Linked DNA regions of Homo sapiens: region 2 is linked to region 1. A link is a loop called in an ENCODE intact Hi-C map of the cell type or tissue named here. Cell type or tissue: IMR-90. All regions are shown on one strand.

The links. Peaks named below come from ENCODE experiments on the same cell type or tissue, not always from the same donor. Only the 100,000 strongest peaks of a DNase experiment are listed, where the experiment ranks them.
Region 2: a loop joins it to region 1, with 2.1 times the contacts of the local background. A loop is called at or near these places in 2 of 110 quality-filtered maps.

The regions. Positions count from the first base shown.
Region 1 is chr2:174,981,239-174,989,238 of GRCh38, reverse strand. The region is part of intron 1 of CHN1 (chimerin 1); the gene reads left to right. Among named protein-coding and RNA genes, the nearest start is that of CHN1, 20 kb to the left of the region's middle. In IMR-90, a CTCF peak has its summit at 3,359 (motif pointing right); a DNase peak (open chromatin) is centred at 3,388; H3K27ac peaks cover 644 bases.
Region 2 is chr2:174,898,743-174,906,742 of GRCh38, reverse strand. The region is part of intron 5 of CHN1 (chimerin 1); the gene reads left to right. Among named protein-coding and RNA genes, the nearest start is that of CHN1, 100 kb to the left of the region's middle. In IMR-90, no CTCF peak of the experiment used is centred here; no DNase peak of the experiment used is centred here; H3K4me3 peaks cover 244 bases; H3K27ac peaks cover 197 bases.

The DNA.
Region 1 (8,000 bases):
ACACCTGGCTAATTTTTGTATTTTTAGTGGAGACGGGGTTTCACCATGTTGGCCAGGCTGGTCTCGAACTCCTGACCTTGTGATCTGCCCACCTCAGCCTCCCTAAATGCTGGGATTACAGGTGTGAGCCACCATGCCTGGCCTTGTTTATCTTTTATTTTAAAATTTAAACAGGTTTATGGTAATACAGTTAAACTACATAGTTCATAGGACTTTTAGCAGATTGAGAGATGAAGACTTTATAATAGATTAATTTCACTACTATTTTTGAAAAAATGCAGCAGCTTTTAATAATAAATACCATTGAACAGTACTTTTTCTGACTTACGATTTGAATGCAGACAGAAATGGTAATGTGAACTGAAATAAAGTCTAATACTTTAAACCCTTGTGTTCTTTCAAATCTGTTTCCCTAAATTACAGCAATATACACCTTCTTTCAAATTATAAAAATAATTTATTGTTAATGCTGAGATATTAAGCTGAGATGAACTGGTATATTTCATACTGTATTTATTAACACTTTACATGCTGTCTGTTTTCTAAAGAGCTCAAACCAGTGATGAGTTTTATAGGCTCATTTTATTTTCCACTGCCATATTATAAGAAGATTCATAGCTGCTGAGAAAGCTGCCATAGAATATTATCTGTCATATTGTCTCAAGGCAACTAAATATATTGTTATAAGTAATCACTAATAAAGCACTAAGAAAAAAATATTAGCAATATTTGCAAAACGGTACACTCTGTGCTAATTTTATTGAAACAGAGTTGGGAAGTTGTAGACAATTAAAAATGCCATCAAATCTTACGCCAACTTAGACTTGGCCAAAATGTTCACCTATTTTTCCCCAAGTATTTGGTCTTTTTTTTTTTTTTTTTGAGACGGAGTTTCACTCTGTTGCCCAGGCTGGAGTGCAGTGGCGCGATCTCGACTCACTGCAAGCTCCGCCTCCCGGGTTCACGCCATTCTCCTGCCTCAGCCTCCCGTGTAGCTGGGACTACAGGCGCGCACCACCATGCCCGGCTAATTTTTGTATTTTTAGTAGAGACGGGGTTTCACCGTGTTAGCCAGGATGGTCTCGATCTCCTGACCTCGTGATCCGCCCGCCTTGGCTCCCAAAGTGCTGGGATTACAGGCGTGAGCCACCGCGCCTGGCTGTTGTCACTTTTTATGGCCCAATTTTACTCATACTTGGAAAGTCTCATTATGTACTAGCATGTTAGTGTTCTTTAGCATGTGAAAATTTTGGAGGGTTTTTTTTGGTCTTTCTCAGTTTAGACCATCCTCACCATAGTTAAAACTCACATCTCCCTCTCCCTCATCCTGGATAAGGTAAAACTGACTGTCAATAACCAGGTCTAAGAAGACAACACATCTATATAAAATTGCCATCATCTAAATATGTAGTCTCAACAGTTATTAAAATCTGTCTCCCTTCAACCTAAAAAGTGAAATAAAAGCAGTTTCTCCTTACTTACCTCTGTAAAAGAATATTATAACCTGCCAAGCACGGTGGCTCATGCTTATAATCCCAGCACTTTAGGAAGCCGAGGCAGGTGGATCATGAGATCAGGAGTTCGAGATCATCCTGGCCAATACAGTGAAACCCCATCTGTACTACAAATACAAAAATTAGCTGGTGGCGGGCTAATACAAAAATACAAAAATTAGTGGTGGTAGGCGCTTGTTATCCCAGCTACTCGGGAGGCTGAGGCAGGAGAATCACTTGAACCTGGGAGGTGGAGGTTGCAGTGAGCCGAGATTGCGCCACTGTACTCCAGCCTGGGTGACAGAGCTATACTCTGTCTCAAATAAAAAAAAAAAAAAAGAAAAAAGAGTATTATGACCAAGAGGCCGTAATATAATTTGAGTTTCTATGTATATGGCAGTGCCATGTAAATCTAGAATGTTAATATTTCCTCTTTCTTGCTATGTGAAATAATAAAACCATACTAGAGTTGACCCTTGAACATGATGCTTAGGAGGGCAGATATCCCCTGCCCCCTGCCCCGCCTAGTCTGTCAAAAATCCACGTATTTGACTTCCCCAAAACTTTACTAATAACCCACTGGTTACTGGAAACCTTACCAATAACATAAACAATTGATTAACGCATATTTTGTGTTATATGTATTGTATACTGTATTCTTACAATAAAGTAAGCTGGAGAAAAAATGTTATTAACAAAATAATAAAATCGGCTGGGCGTGGTGGCTCATGCCTGTAATCCCAGCACTTTGGGAGGCCAAGGCAGGCAGACCATGAGGTCAGGAGATGGAGGCCATCCTGGCTAACACAGTGAAACCCTGTCTCTACTAAAAATACAAAAAATTAGCTGGGCGTGGTGGTGGGCGCCTGTAGTCCCAGCTACTCGGGAGGCTGAGGCAGGAGGATCGCTTGAACCCAGGAGGCAGAGGTTGCACTGAGCCCAGATCGCGCCATTGCACTCCAGCCTGGGCAACAGAGTGAGACTCCGTCTCAAAACAAGCAAACAAACAAAAAATCATAAGGAAAAGATATTTATTGAAAATATGTGGATCGTTGTAAATGTCTTCATCTTTGTTGTCTTCATGTTGAGTAGACTGAAGAAGAGGAGGGGTTGGTTGGTCTTACTGTCTTAAGGGTAACAGAAGCACAAGAAAATCTGTTTATAAGTAGAACCACGTGGTTCAAACCCATGTTGTTTAAGGGTCGGCTGTATTTCTAAAGTCTAAAGAGAATCATGGACATTGTGACTCTGGGGTGTTTTCTTTCGTATTAGTCTTGTGTTTGTTTTCGTCTTTACATACTATGTATCTTAACTCTTAATCTGTAAACTTTTGGTTATTAGGCATACACATATGGTGGATCTATGGATGTGTCTATTCATTAGTTCCACTATATTTTAGAATTCTTGGTAACTTTTTTGGTTTATATTTTATGAAAAACAAAGGGCCCCCTTTTCTTTTGCAAGGTGTATTCTATAGCTGTGTTCGCTATATTATAAAATTAGGAGAGTAATTCTAACTTCTCTGCTGAGTAGGTGCTTTTTAAATTTCTTTGGTATATCAGATTCTCAAGCTTCATTACATAATATATCTCTGTGGCATAACTCCTGAAGATAATATAGGGATCCAGTGTGACGGTTTGGCTATAAATATTTCACATGATTTAGAATAATCTAATCTCAAATCCACAATTGCAGTTTATTATAGTTATGGATGTTTGGACCCTGGAAAATTAACCTTTTAATTTAAATTAAAGTAACAGTTTGATTATTGGGAATATTGTATTGAACATTTATAATGATTTGCTTTTGGAATTATACTGATGAATAGAGTGAAAACATTTTCCAGAGAGTCCACAAGATGGCACTTGCCAACTTGTTTCCTCTGTTTTTCCTTAACTTATGGAAATGCAGCAAAATTTAAGAAGGAACATCTAAATATTTATGCCCTTAAAATGCTAAAGTTTAGATTTCTAGAAGCTTTAGTCAAGACTCCTTGAAATTGATGAGCTTCAATTTAACATTTTAAACAGTGTTCATTTCCGGTATAGGAGCCAAAATCCTTTGTTGAAGATCCGTAAAACACACTGGGATCTGTAGAATACAAAGGGCTGCCTGCATTCACTATGTTTGCCTTTACTTTTAAAGTAATAATATGATTTATGAGGCTTGTAGTCTATATGTCTCATTTCTAGACATCTTAAAATATGGACATTTATTAGAACAATGGGTATTAGTAATTGCTCTAAAGTAACTGTTATTTTTTATTTAAAAACAAGATGATGTAGTTGGAATATATTATGTAATTTTTAATTATGAATGAAATTTAATAAGTGGAATGGTAATGAAGGACGACAGGAATCTACCCAATCACAGTGTTAATTAAATTAGGCTTCTTTTTTACTCTTGTATATTTGACAATTAATACTGCTTTAGATGTTTACTGTTTACATTAACATTGTCATTAGGGAAGGGAATGATGTTGAAATTATGTTGAGGTTGGTAGGGAAGTTTTATATTGTTTATTGCTTTCTGAAATCTTGTCAATAATTTCAATGGAAAGAGCTACATGTTCATAGAAGACTAAAACATTAAAGTGTATCAACTAAAATCTAGAGCAAATTAGGTTTAGGTCTATAGCATTCTGATTTTTCTCAGCCTCATCATAAAAATCATCAAGCAAATAGTATCAAAGACATATCATAGAATAAGAAAAGCCCAAGGAACTTTCTCTTGAAACCTAAGACTTGCAAAAATCTAAATATAAGCTTATAACCATGTATTTTAGAGAGTTGTGAAAGCACTCATTTTTTTTCTTCATTCTTGTGAAGGTTTGTTGAAGAAAGAATCTATTACATATGAAGAAAGAATCAATACAGGTTTCTTTTTAAAAACGATTTTGTATGTACTGGCTGCTAAGCTTGCATAATGAATATGTTCTGTGAGGAGGCTGCACGTTGAAAACTATTCCTTTGTTAGCTTGCCCTTTCTTCTGTCAAGGGTTTAGTGTTCAGTTTCAGGTTACCATCATTTATGTGATACTATTTTGCACAAGATCTCTTTTTAGAAGCTAATAAAACACAGCCAGGCACAGTGGCTCACGCCTGTAATCCCAGGACTTTGGGAGGCCAAGGCAGGCAGATCACAAGGTCAAGGGATCGAGACCATCCTGGCCAATATGGTGAAACCCCATCTCTACTAAAAATACAAAAATTAGCTGGGTGTGGTGGTACACACCTGTAGTCCCAGCTACTTGGGAGGCTGAGGCAGGAGAATCGCTTCAACCGGAGAGGCAGAGGTTGCAATGAGCCAGGATCGCGCCACTGCACTCTAGCCTGGTGACAGAGCGAGACTCCATCTAAAAAAAAAAAAAAAAAAAAAAGCTTATAAAACACATTCTGTAATTTTCATTGAATTTATAGAAACGTTAATTTAAGGTAAATTAATTTTAGAACTAAGGAACTTCTTGAGAAACATGGATCAGAGAGTATTATATGTAGGAGCAGATGTAAGGGATATACACATAGCACACAGAGCAGATTCATCCACTGACATCTTTGAAAGATCTTATTTTAAAAGTGTTTATTTTCCCCATGGATAAAATGAAGATTGAGCTTTCAAACGTGCCTATTTCTAGTTATTTTTTTCCAGAATTAAATTCTAAGAAATTTCTGAAAATGAAAAAAAAAAAAACTTGCGTGGAGCAGTAGATGCTCCCTTTTTTTCTCTGTTTAGATTTATAGTCCACATTTGAGACCAAGTGAAAATTAAATAGCTCAAACTGACTTTTGTTCTTTCTGAGTCTTTCCCATCATCTCTTGTGAAAATGTAGACATGTATGCAGTTGTCAATGAAAGGATTTGTCTTTTCAGTTGGCTGACTGATTGGCTAGCTTATTTATTTATTTATTTATTTATTTTTAAGACGGAGTCTTGCTCTGTTGCCCAGGCTGGAGTGCAGTGGCACCACCTCAGCTCACTGCAACCTCAGCCTCCTGGGTTCAACTAATTCTCCTGCTTCAGCCTCCCGAGCAGCTGGGACTACAGGCGCATGCCACCAAGCCCAGCTAATTTTTGTATTTTTCATAGAGACGGGGTTTCACCATATTGGCCAGGCTGGTCTCAAACTCCTGACCTTATGATCCACCCGCCTCGGCCTCCCAAAGTGCTGGGATTACAAGCATGAGCCACCGTGCCCGGCCGTCTAGCTTATTTTTTTTTAATGAATGTATGAGTTCTGAAGTTTGATTCTATGCTCAGATACATTTTGCTCATTTCTTTTCTGATCCCTGTTTTCATGTATGTGGGACCTCCCTGGGTTTTTTTGGCCCATGGCAAGCACTTTTTAAGATAATTATCACATCCCCCTCACACTTAGTCTAGTAAAACTACTGATGTTAACCTAAGAACAGTGGAACTGTAAGGAGTCATGCTCATTTATTCCTAAAAGATTACAACTTTTTTTAAAACAAAAGTGTAACACATATAAAATATACAATGCATAAGTGTATTTAAGTAAAACATAAAAAGAACTAAAAAAGTAAAATACAGCAATCATAAGCTCCATGATTAATTTCAAACTGATCACATCTATGTAAGTACTACTCAAGTCAAAAGATATAACATTACTAGCATAGTCCCCCTCAAAACCTCTCTTAGTCACTGCCCTCTTCTGCCTCCCCAGAGTTTATCACTATCCTGACATCTAACACTATAAGTTAGTTTTGCCCTTGTGTTTTTTTAATGTCTTCTTTTTTCTCTTTGGTAGTGGTTATAAAATGTTTTTGTAATACTAGAGTCTTCATTAGAATCCAGTTTAGCCAAGTAAAATGCTTCTGAATCTCATTGGTGGGGGAAAGGGAGGAGGCTGTACATGTGAGGGAAAACTGTATTTTAAAATATGTTTTAAATTTTAAATTAAAAAAAGAACACAATATTTCTTGATATATAACTGTTTATTTTAAACTGCTGAAATATATCAATAGCAGCTAAAGGTATGTGTGTGCTCTTGCTTACAGAAAAAGTGACCCACAGCATCCTAACCTTACACTTGTTTTGATACTCGCCAGCAAAGGAGGAAGAGAGTGAATGGGTGGGGTTAAGGATTACTGGGGGACATTTCTGGGTCACAAAGTGATATAGCCAGAACTCTGGAATTTCTCTAAATTAAATGTTTTATGTTAAAAATTAGTGTGAATTTGCTGGCCATCAGAGAAATGCAAATCAAAACCACTATGAGATACCATCTCACACCAGTTAGAATGGCGATCATTAAAAAGTCAGGAAACAACAGGCGCTGGAGAGGATGTGGAGAAATAGGAACACTTTTACACTGTTGGTGGGACTGTAAACTAGTTCAACCACTGTGGAAGTCAGTGTGGCAATTCCTCAGGGATCTAGAACTAGAAATACCATTTGACCCAGCCATCCTGTTACTGGGTATATACCCAAAGGATTATAAATCATGCTGCTATAAAGACACATGCACATGTATGTTTATTGTGGCACTATTCACAATAGCAAAGACCTGGAACCAACCCAAATGCCCAACAATGATAGACTGGATTAAGAAAATGTGGCACATATACACCATGGAATACTATGCAGTCATAAAAAATGATGAGTTCATGTCCTTTGTAGGGACATGGGTGAAGCTAGAAACCATCATTCTCAGCAAACTATCGCAAGGACAAAAAAACCAAACACCGCGTGTTCTCACTCATAGGTGGGAATTGAACAATGAGAACACATGGACACAGGAAGGGGAACATCACACACCGGGGCCTGTCGTGGGGTGGGGGGAGCAGGGAGGGATAGCATTAGGAGATATACCTAATGTTTAATGACGAGTTAATGGGTGCAGCACACCAACATGGCACATGTATACATATGTAACAAACCTGCACGTTGTGCACATGTACCCTAAAACTTAAAGTATAATAATAAAAAAAAAATTCGTGTGTATTTGATACTGTACTTCACAGTTTGTCTACTTTTAATAGAGTATTTCATATCATCAGGAAAAAAATATTTACAATTGCTTCCTAAGTTAATGGGCAAAATGCTGATGAACTGTTACTTATGGAAAACTTCATTGAATTAAGTATTCAGACATGTATAAGTCTGTTAACAGAAATTAGAAGAATTTATTTTATTGCTTTGTGATACATGTTCAGGCATTCGTCATGAGGGATGCTGAATAGCTCAGACGGTGTTTTCATCTTTAGTAGGAATGCAATAGATGTTTCATCTGCTGAGAAGTTAAATTGCTTTGTCATATGAAAAATAGAGTTGCTTACTCAAAAGTTAGCATCTTTTACTGTCTCAAAAATTTGTTAAAGGAATGTTTTCAGTAACAAAAGATAATGGTTCTGTGATGATACAGTAGCTTCTGGGGTGCTCAGTGGCCTTAATGCTGACAACTTGACAATAATTTTACCTGCTTATAGCCCACACCCATGAATTTTTTTTTAGCTGATCTCACATCTCTTTGTTTATTGGCAAGCATTTT
Region 2 (8,000 bases), 82 kb after region 1:
TTCAAACAGTGTTATGAAACATCTACTGAAGGCAACCAAGCACTGTTTCTATGTATTATAAAATTGCATCTTTTTTTTCTTACTCTGTTTGCAAGCATGGCTTTTGCATGTTCTCATATCTTACTTTTTTAAAACTGTTTCTTCAGTTATATAGCATAGCAATTCACCTGTTTCAAGTGTACAGTTCAGTGGTTTTTGGTACATTCACAAAATTATGACATAATCAATTTTAGAACATTTAATGCCCCTGAAAAGAACCTCTACATCTATTTGCCCTCACTTTCTGTTTCTCAGCTCTCCCAGCCCTAGGCAACCACTAATCTACTTTTGTCTCTATTGATGTAAACAACCTAGACATTTCATATAAATGACATTATATATGTTCGTGACTGACATTTTTCCCTTAGCATAATGTTTTCAAGGTTTATCCATGTTGTGGCATGTATAAGTACTTTGTTCCTTTTTACTAATGAATAATATTAGAAAAATATTCCAGTAGTTGATGGACATTTGAGTTGTTTCTACTTTTTGGCTATTATGAATAATACTGCTGTAAATAATGTTATTATGAATAAAATTGTGTGCAAGTTTTTGTATAAACATATGTTTTTATTTCTTTTGGGTATATACCTAGGAGTGAAGTTGCTGGGTCGTATTGTAACTCAAAAGTAACCTTTTGAGGAATCATGGAATGGTTTTCCAAAGTGGTTATATCATTATAGTCCCACCAGCAGTGTATGAAGTTTCCAGTTTCTTCACATCCTTTTCAACACTTGTTATATCTCTTTGAATATAGACATCCTAGTATATGTGAAGTGCTATCTCATTAAAGATTGATTTGCACCTTACTCTTGAATGGTATTTCATTTAAAAACATTTTTATCTGGCTGGGCGCGGTGGCTCACACCTGTAATCCCAGCACTTTGGGAGGCCGAAGCGGGTAGATCACGAGGTCAGGAGATCGAGACCATCCTGGCTAACACGGTGAAACCCTGTCTCTACTAAAAAAATACAAAAATTAGCCGGGCATGGTAGCTGTAGTCCCAGCTTCTCAGGAGGCTGAGGCAGGAGAATGGCATGAACCCGGGAGGTGGAGTTTGCAGTGAGCCTAGATTTCGCCACTGCACTCCAGCCTGGGCAACAGAGCGAGACTCCGTCTCAGAGAAAAAAAAAAAAATTTTTTTTTATCCTCAGCATGGTTTTTATTCACTAGTATTCTGTCTATTCAAACTTCAATTCTCTCTCAAAAGTATGCATACATAACAGTGGATTTAAAGTAGAAGGTAGAGAAAGCCAAAAAGCTGATTTCAAGATATTTTTGGCTTTTGTATTTTTAAGGCATTGTATAAAGCAAATTTTATTATTTCATTTAAGGGTAGAGTTGAGTTTCAAGTACATTTTGGGGCTAATAGAAACTTGTACATAAAGAGGATGACTGTCTCTCTAGTTATCTACTTTGCAAAGAAGAACTAGAATCTCAGGTGTGTATCTGCTTTAAGGTACAGTGGAAGACATGCTAGATTCTCTTTAAGATCTGTTTTTTAGTAACTAGATACAGTCCTAGCCTATGTTGATAATGTGATTCCTTTTCTGTGAATGATTTGGAGTCACCAAATTTTTTTTAATGGACTTAACAGTTTTATAAATATAATATTAGCTAACATTTCCAAATCTTTACTCTTCCAGGCATTATGGTAAATATGTGAATTATCTTTTAGATAACCCAAACTTTTTCTGGCACCCATACAAGGTGATAATGTGTGGTACGTTAAGGTAAATGCATGAGATTGATCATGGCCCAGTGTGACTGGCTCAAGGACTTCAATGTATCAGACACTCTTTGGCCTCTGAAAGGGCTGGGCAGGTTTGCTGTCTTGTAACCCGTAACCTCTGTTCTTGGCAACAGGTTGGAAAATTAAGTTTTATCTATAAAATAAGACCATGTGGTAGATACTATTTTTCCCCCATTTTACAGAAGAGAAAACCAAGGCTTAACTTGCTCAAGAACAAACAGCAATAAAACTGAGAAATATAACTTGTTTAAAAACAATATCTGGCTGGGCACGGTGGCTCATGCCTGTAATCGCAGCACTTTAGGAGGCCAAGGTGGGCAGATCACCTGAGGTTGGGAGTTTGAGACCAGCCCGACTGACATGGAGAAACCCCGTCTCTACTAAAAGTACAAAATTAGCCAGGTGTGGTGGTGCATGCCTGTAATCCCAGCTACTTGGGAGGCTGAGGCAGGAGAATCACTTGAACCTGGGAGGTGGAGGTTGTGGTGAGCCGAGATCGCACCATTGCACTCAAGCCTGGGCAATGAGTGAAACTCCATCTCAAACAAACAAACAAACAAACAAAAAATTCAAAAACAGTCATAAAACATGCAGCACTTTATCTAAGTTGACAAGAGGTATGACACAGGAGTAAACTCTTAGTTTTTATTTTTTTAATTTATTTTTTATTATTTATTTATTTATTTTTTGAGACGGAGTTTTGCTCTTGTTGCTCAGGCTGGAGTGCAATGGCACAATCTCGTGCCACAACCTCCACCTCCCGGGTTCAAGCGATTCTCCTGCCTCAGCCTCCCGAGTAGCTGGGACTACAGGCATGCACCACCATGCCCAGCTAATTTTGTATTTTTTAGTAGAGACGGGGTTTCTCCATGTTGGTCAGGCTGGTCTCGAACTCCCAACCACAGGTGATCCACCTGCCTCAGCCTCCAAAAGTGCCGGGATTACAGGCATGAGCCACCGTGCCCAGCCTACTCTTAGTTTTTAAATCAATGCCATTTTAGTAATTAAGATTTTAAAGTTATCAACACATTACTATTTTTATAAACAGATATACCTTTGTTTAAAGCCTTTAAAGATAAGGTTTATTCCAACTTATTCTCAAGGGTTAACTTTCCACCCCCGTAGTCTCAAAAGAAAAAAGCCAAATTAAGTGCATTTGAAGTTTAATAATTTAAACAAAAATCCCATTATACGATCACTTGGTAATTATTTGTACTTATAAAAATAATTTTATAGTAACCTTGTATAACTTATCAAAGTAAAACAGCAATAATTCTTTATAAAAATAAGCGTATTTGCATCTGTGTAATTTATTATATTTCTGTTATAAAAGCAGCACATAGATATGGTTAAAAAATTTTGAAATAAAAGTGTTTAGAATGATAAATTATAGTACTTTCCCACCGTGACATACTTCTAGTTCCACTCCCTAGAGATAACACCATTCACAATTACTTTCTATCCTTCCAGAAACTGGTCATGCATAAAATATACTTCTGTTTTTATGGCATATGTGCATATTGTGTTTTATTTTAAATGAAAATCATTAAGGAGTGGCTAACTGTAACAGCAAAGATGATCTCTAGTCTTTGCAGAGGTTTGCCCTATTGTCTGCCTGACTATATAGTTGTGCAATAAACAGCTAATGCCTGACAAAAGCCATCATTACCTTGTGTATTTAGTTTTAGCTAATTGGTAGTTTAAGATCATGTTGAGCCAGATTCTGTGAGTTTAGCTTCAGTGCCTATGAGGAGGTTGATGATCAGTGATAGAATGGACAACGAGATAGTCAAAAAGGACTCATCTGTGTTCTGTAAATGTAGTTGTTATTTAATTTATTGTGGCTTTGAGTTTAGAATACTGATAAAATTCTATTAAGCAAGGGATTTCTGTGAGAGGGTAATACAATCTTTACAGTTCTGAAGATTTTGTGTGAAGAAACTATTGCTGCTATCTTAGAAAATGATAAAATGCACTGAAGTAAAAAATGTAATTTTGCTAATGATTGAAAACACCCAACAATTCCTAATTGAATCTCAAAACATTAGGTTGACTTATAAAGTGAGCTTGGCCAAAGAGTTCCTGAGTAAAGCCAGAGAATCATAGTAGATACTGATAAAGGGGCTTTTGCAGTTTTAAAATATGAAAATTGGTTGAAAGCATTTTTCATGTTAAAGAAGAAGGATCAAAAGGAACTGGGGAAGGATTATGCTGCTAGTAGGCGTTGACGTGTAATGTACTGTGTGTTCTTTTGATCTGATAGCTCATGATAGGTTCAGTTGGTTACCATGGTTTCATTCCATTTCCTGCAAACCTTCTTGTTGTGCTATTTGGAATAAGTGAAAAATAATGTTCTGTAGAACATTTTTCAAAACTGTTTTTCTCCTCTTAGTTTAGATTATGAATCATTTTATGGGAAAATTTTAAGATATAAGAGTAAGTGATAACACATGATGACAGTAACATTTAGTTCTGCAGTATTAGAAAATTAATATTGATGAAGGGGATAGCACAATTTATTTAAAATATAATATATTATCAGTGCTAAAAAGCTTTTTAAAAACATTGATATAATAATTCCAGTTTATGTGAGGTACCCTTGCTCAGGTGTTCTTTAATAAAACAAACCATAGAAAGTAATTGATGTGACACAGTAGGAAATGGCTAGTTTAACATAAGGCATCCCTTACTTGAAAAAATTGATGTGTTCCTGAAAATGTGTTGCAAATTGAACTGTATTGTAAAAGCACAAGAGGAGATAGCTGTTCAAAAAGATTAGCATTTTTTCCCTGACAAATATACAATACAAAAAATATTTTAAAATGTAGGAAAACACAAAGGCAAAAAGCACCCCAATTCTACTATCCAGAAATAATCACTGTTAAAACTGTGTTGTATGAAATTCTAGCATTTTCCCGAGTTATACAGAAATGACTTTATACAAGGTACACTATATTATGGTATGCTTTTTTTCAGTTAGCTGTGTATTATGAATATTTTCCATGTTGATAAATATATGAGAAGTTTGCTATTTGAATTAATTCTTCGTAAGGTTAAGTTTCACCTCCCCTTTTTAAAAATTCTGATTTTCACTTACATTTACTTATTTAAATGTAGGTCTATCAGTAACTTTGTTTTTATTACCACGTGTACTATATATAAAATGCAGAAAAGTAGGAAAAGGAAAATATTACCTATAATCTCATGGCCCTCAAAGACAAACATTATTTTTTGGCATTTATTAAATGTATTTTTGTTGTTCTCCCTGTTGCTTTGTTTTTAGAAAATTGCAATATCCTTCTAGGTGCTGGAGATACAAGGAAAAACAAAACAGTCAAGATCCCTGGCCTTATGGAGCTTAACAGTTTATTAGGTAGAGAGAGGATTAGACTTTAATGAATTGTCCCACAAATGCCAAGCTAAAAACTGAGGCAAATGCTGTGGAAGGAAAGCAAGGGAGATACGAGTGCATAAAGGAGGATCTGATCTAAACCCAGAGTCTCACTCTAAATCTAAATTGCAATCAGGGAAGGCTTTTCTGAGAAAGGAAAGTCTGATTTGAGAACTGAAGCGTTGTGAGAGTGATCTAAGGAAAGAGAGTGAGTGAGAGGGCAAAGAGAAAGAACCTAGAAGCCCGACCAGCATGTCCATGCAAGGGCTGCAGTGCACATCTCTGAACTGAAAGAAGAGGGTGGCCGGGAGCACAGTGAGTTGGAGAGGGAAGAAGTGAGGCTGCACATCTGCTTCTTGTAGGCCCGGTTAAGAATTTTGCTCTTTATTCTAAGAGCTGGGCTGTGACATAACCCAAGCTTGAATTTCCTTTTGGTTTCTGAAGAATAAACAGCTGAAGTAGATCAATAGTGGATGCACACAAGAAAGTTACTTGTTACCTTTTCTCTTAGTAACCTCTTCATGTCCATTGCCCTATATATTTTGTGTATAGTATTTATGCAACCATTTATTATATTTACCATGCAAGCTTTCTCTATTTTTGTTGGTCTTTGACATAATTTAATTTTTCCTGGTTACACTTCAGTGAATCTTTTTCTAAGTGAAAATTTTATTTTATAAAATTTATTCCATTTTTCTTTGCCCTAGATAGCACACCTCCACAAGATATTTGATAGTTACTTTTTTTTTTTTTGAGATGGAGTTTCGCTCTTTTTGCCCAGGCTGGGGTGCAATGGCGCAATCTCAGCTCACTGCAACCTCTGCTTCCTGGGTTCAAGCGATTCTCCTGCCTCACCCTCCCGTGTAGCTGGGCATACAGGCACCTGTCACCACGCCCGGCTAATTTTGTATTTTTAGTAGAGACGCAGTTTCACCATGTTGGCCAGGTTGGTCTCGAACTCCTGACCTCAGGTGATCCACCCGCCTTGGCCTCCCAAAGTACTGGGATTACAGGCGTGAGCCACTGCGCCTGGCCTTGATGGTTACGTTTTAAAAATTTTTATGAGACAGGGTCTTGCTCTGTTGTCTAGCCTGGAGTATGATCATAGCTCACTGTAGCCTGGAACTCCTCAGCTGAAGTGATCCTCCTGCCTCAGCCTCCCAAGTAGCTAGGCCTACAGGCACATATCACCGCACCTGGCTAATTTTTTCATTTTTATGTAGAGACAGGGTGCCACCAGGCTGGTCTTGAACTCCTAGCCTTCTCCTGAACTCCTGGCCCGAGAAGCAATCCTCCCTTCTCCGGGTCCCAGAGTGCTGTGATTGTAGTTGTGAGTCACTGCCCCTGGCCTTGGTAGTTACATTTACTTTCTTCTAGATTTCATGGTGTGTTAACATGTAACTTGTTTATCCACCAATAATTTATTTTGATATTCGATAAATATTTTCCCAACTGTATTGTATTTAATACTTTCTTCAAAATATTAATAGGTACACAGAAGTAAAGTAGAATATATTTGGGGATTGTTGCATACTGTATCCCTGTCCTGGTGATATTTCTAAAGACTCTGAGAAGTTCTGCAGTGAAACAAAATGAACATACATATACACATAAAAACTGACAGTTTGTTATTTCCCTAACTTTTTTGAAAACAGATAACACTAATGCCTCACAGAATACCATATGGTATAATTCTTAAGATTTGTTTGCTAATGGCTAAGCAGTGGTTCCAATTCAATCTGGGTGACCTTTCCACCCCTCTTCCCAATTTTGGGGAATTATTCTTAACATCTTATTGATGTCAACTCTACTTTGGAATTTGACAAGCTCCTCAAAATTGAGGTTACATTTATTTTTCCTGTCCTTAATTTTAGTCAAAAAGACATGGCTAAGCACATAGATCAGGTGTTGGCAAACTTTTTCTGTAAAGGATCCTATAGTAAATATTTTAGGCATTGCAGGCCAATTGAGAATATTATGTTATATAGATGCTTGTGTAGCCATTTAAAAGGTAACCACTGAAAAATTTAAAACCAATGTTTAGCTTGTTGGTGATACAATAATAGGCAGTGGCCTAGATTTGGCTCTAGAGCTAAAGTTTGGCAACCCCTGTCTGTTACTGCTACCATCTTTGGCAAATCTTTGACCTCTTTACACAATCTAGAGTTGACATATATACTGAGTCACAGACACAGGGACAAGAAGATATTCACAGGATGTAAGTGTTTTTATTTTCACTTTGCTTTTGTTGTTCACATGTAATTGCTACTATTTTTATTGCTGATTTTTAAACTTACCTATACTGTGACTCTTTCTAATTCATATGTATCGTGTCTGTCTTCTCCTGAGTGCCCTCCTTTTCAGTTACCAAAGTTTTTCTTAGACTAGGCTTCTTACAGCACTTTTTCATTCAAAAAGAATCTACTGGTATAAATGTATATAAAAAAGGAACTGAGAAGGTAACAAGGCTGTGTGGGGGTCTAGGAACCAAAGGAGCCCGTCCTACTGACAGCCAAGGAGTTTTAAAGCTCTGTGACTCCCTCAGGATTTTCTTGGAATTTTCTAAGCAAGCCCAATCTCCATAAAAATAACTAAAATTGTACTCTTTATTTTTCCTATATCATTGTAACAGACAAACAAAAGCATATTTTGGGGTGGCAATACTAGGTAATCGGGAATATTTTAGGGACTTCCTGTTTATACATTTTTTTAGTTTATTAATTTTGTTATTATGGTAGAATTCTTAGACAAGAATTTTCTGCCACTGTTGGGGAGAAAGTTAACATAGGATCACCTTTTAAAAAATTTATAGTATT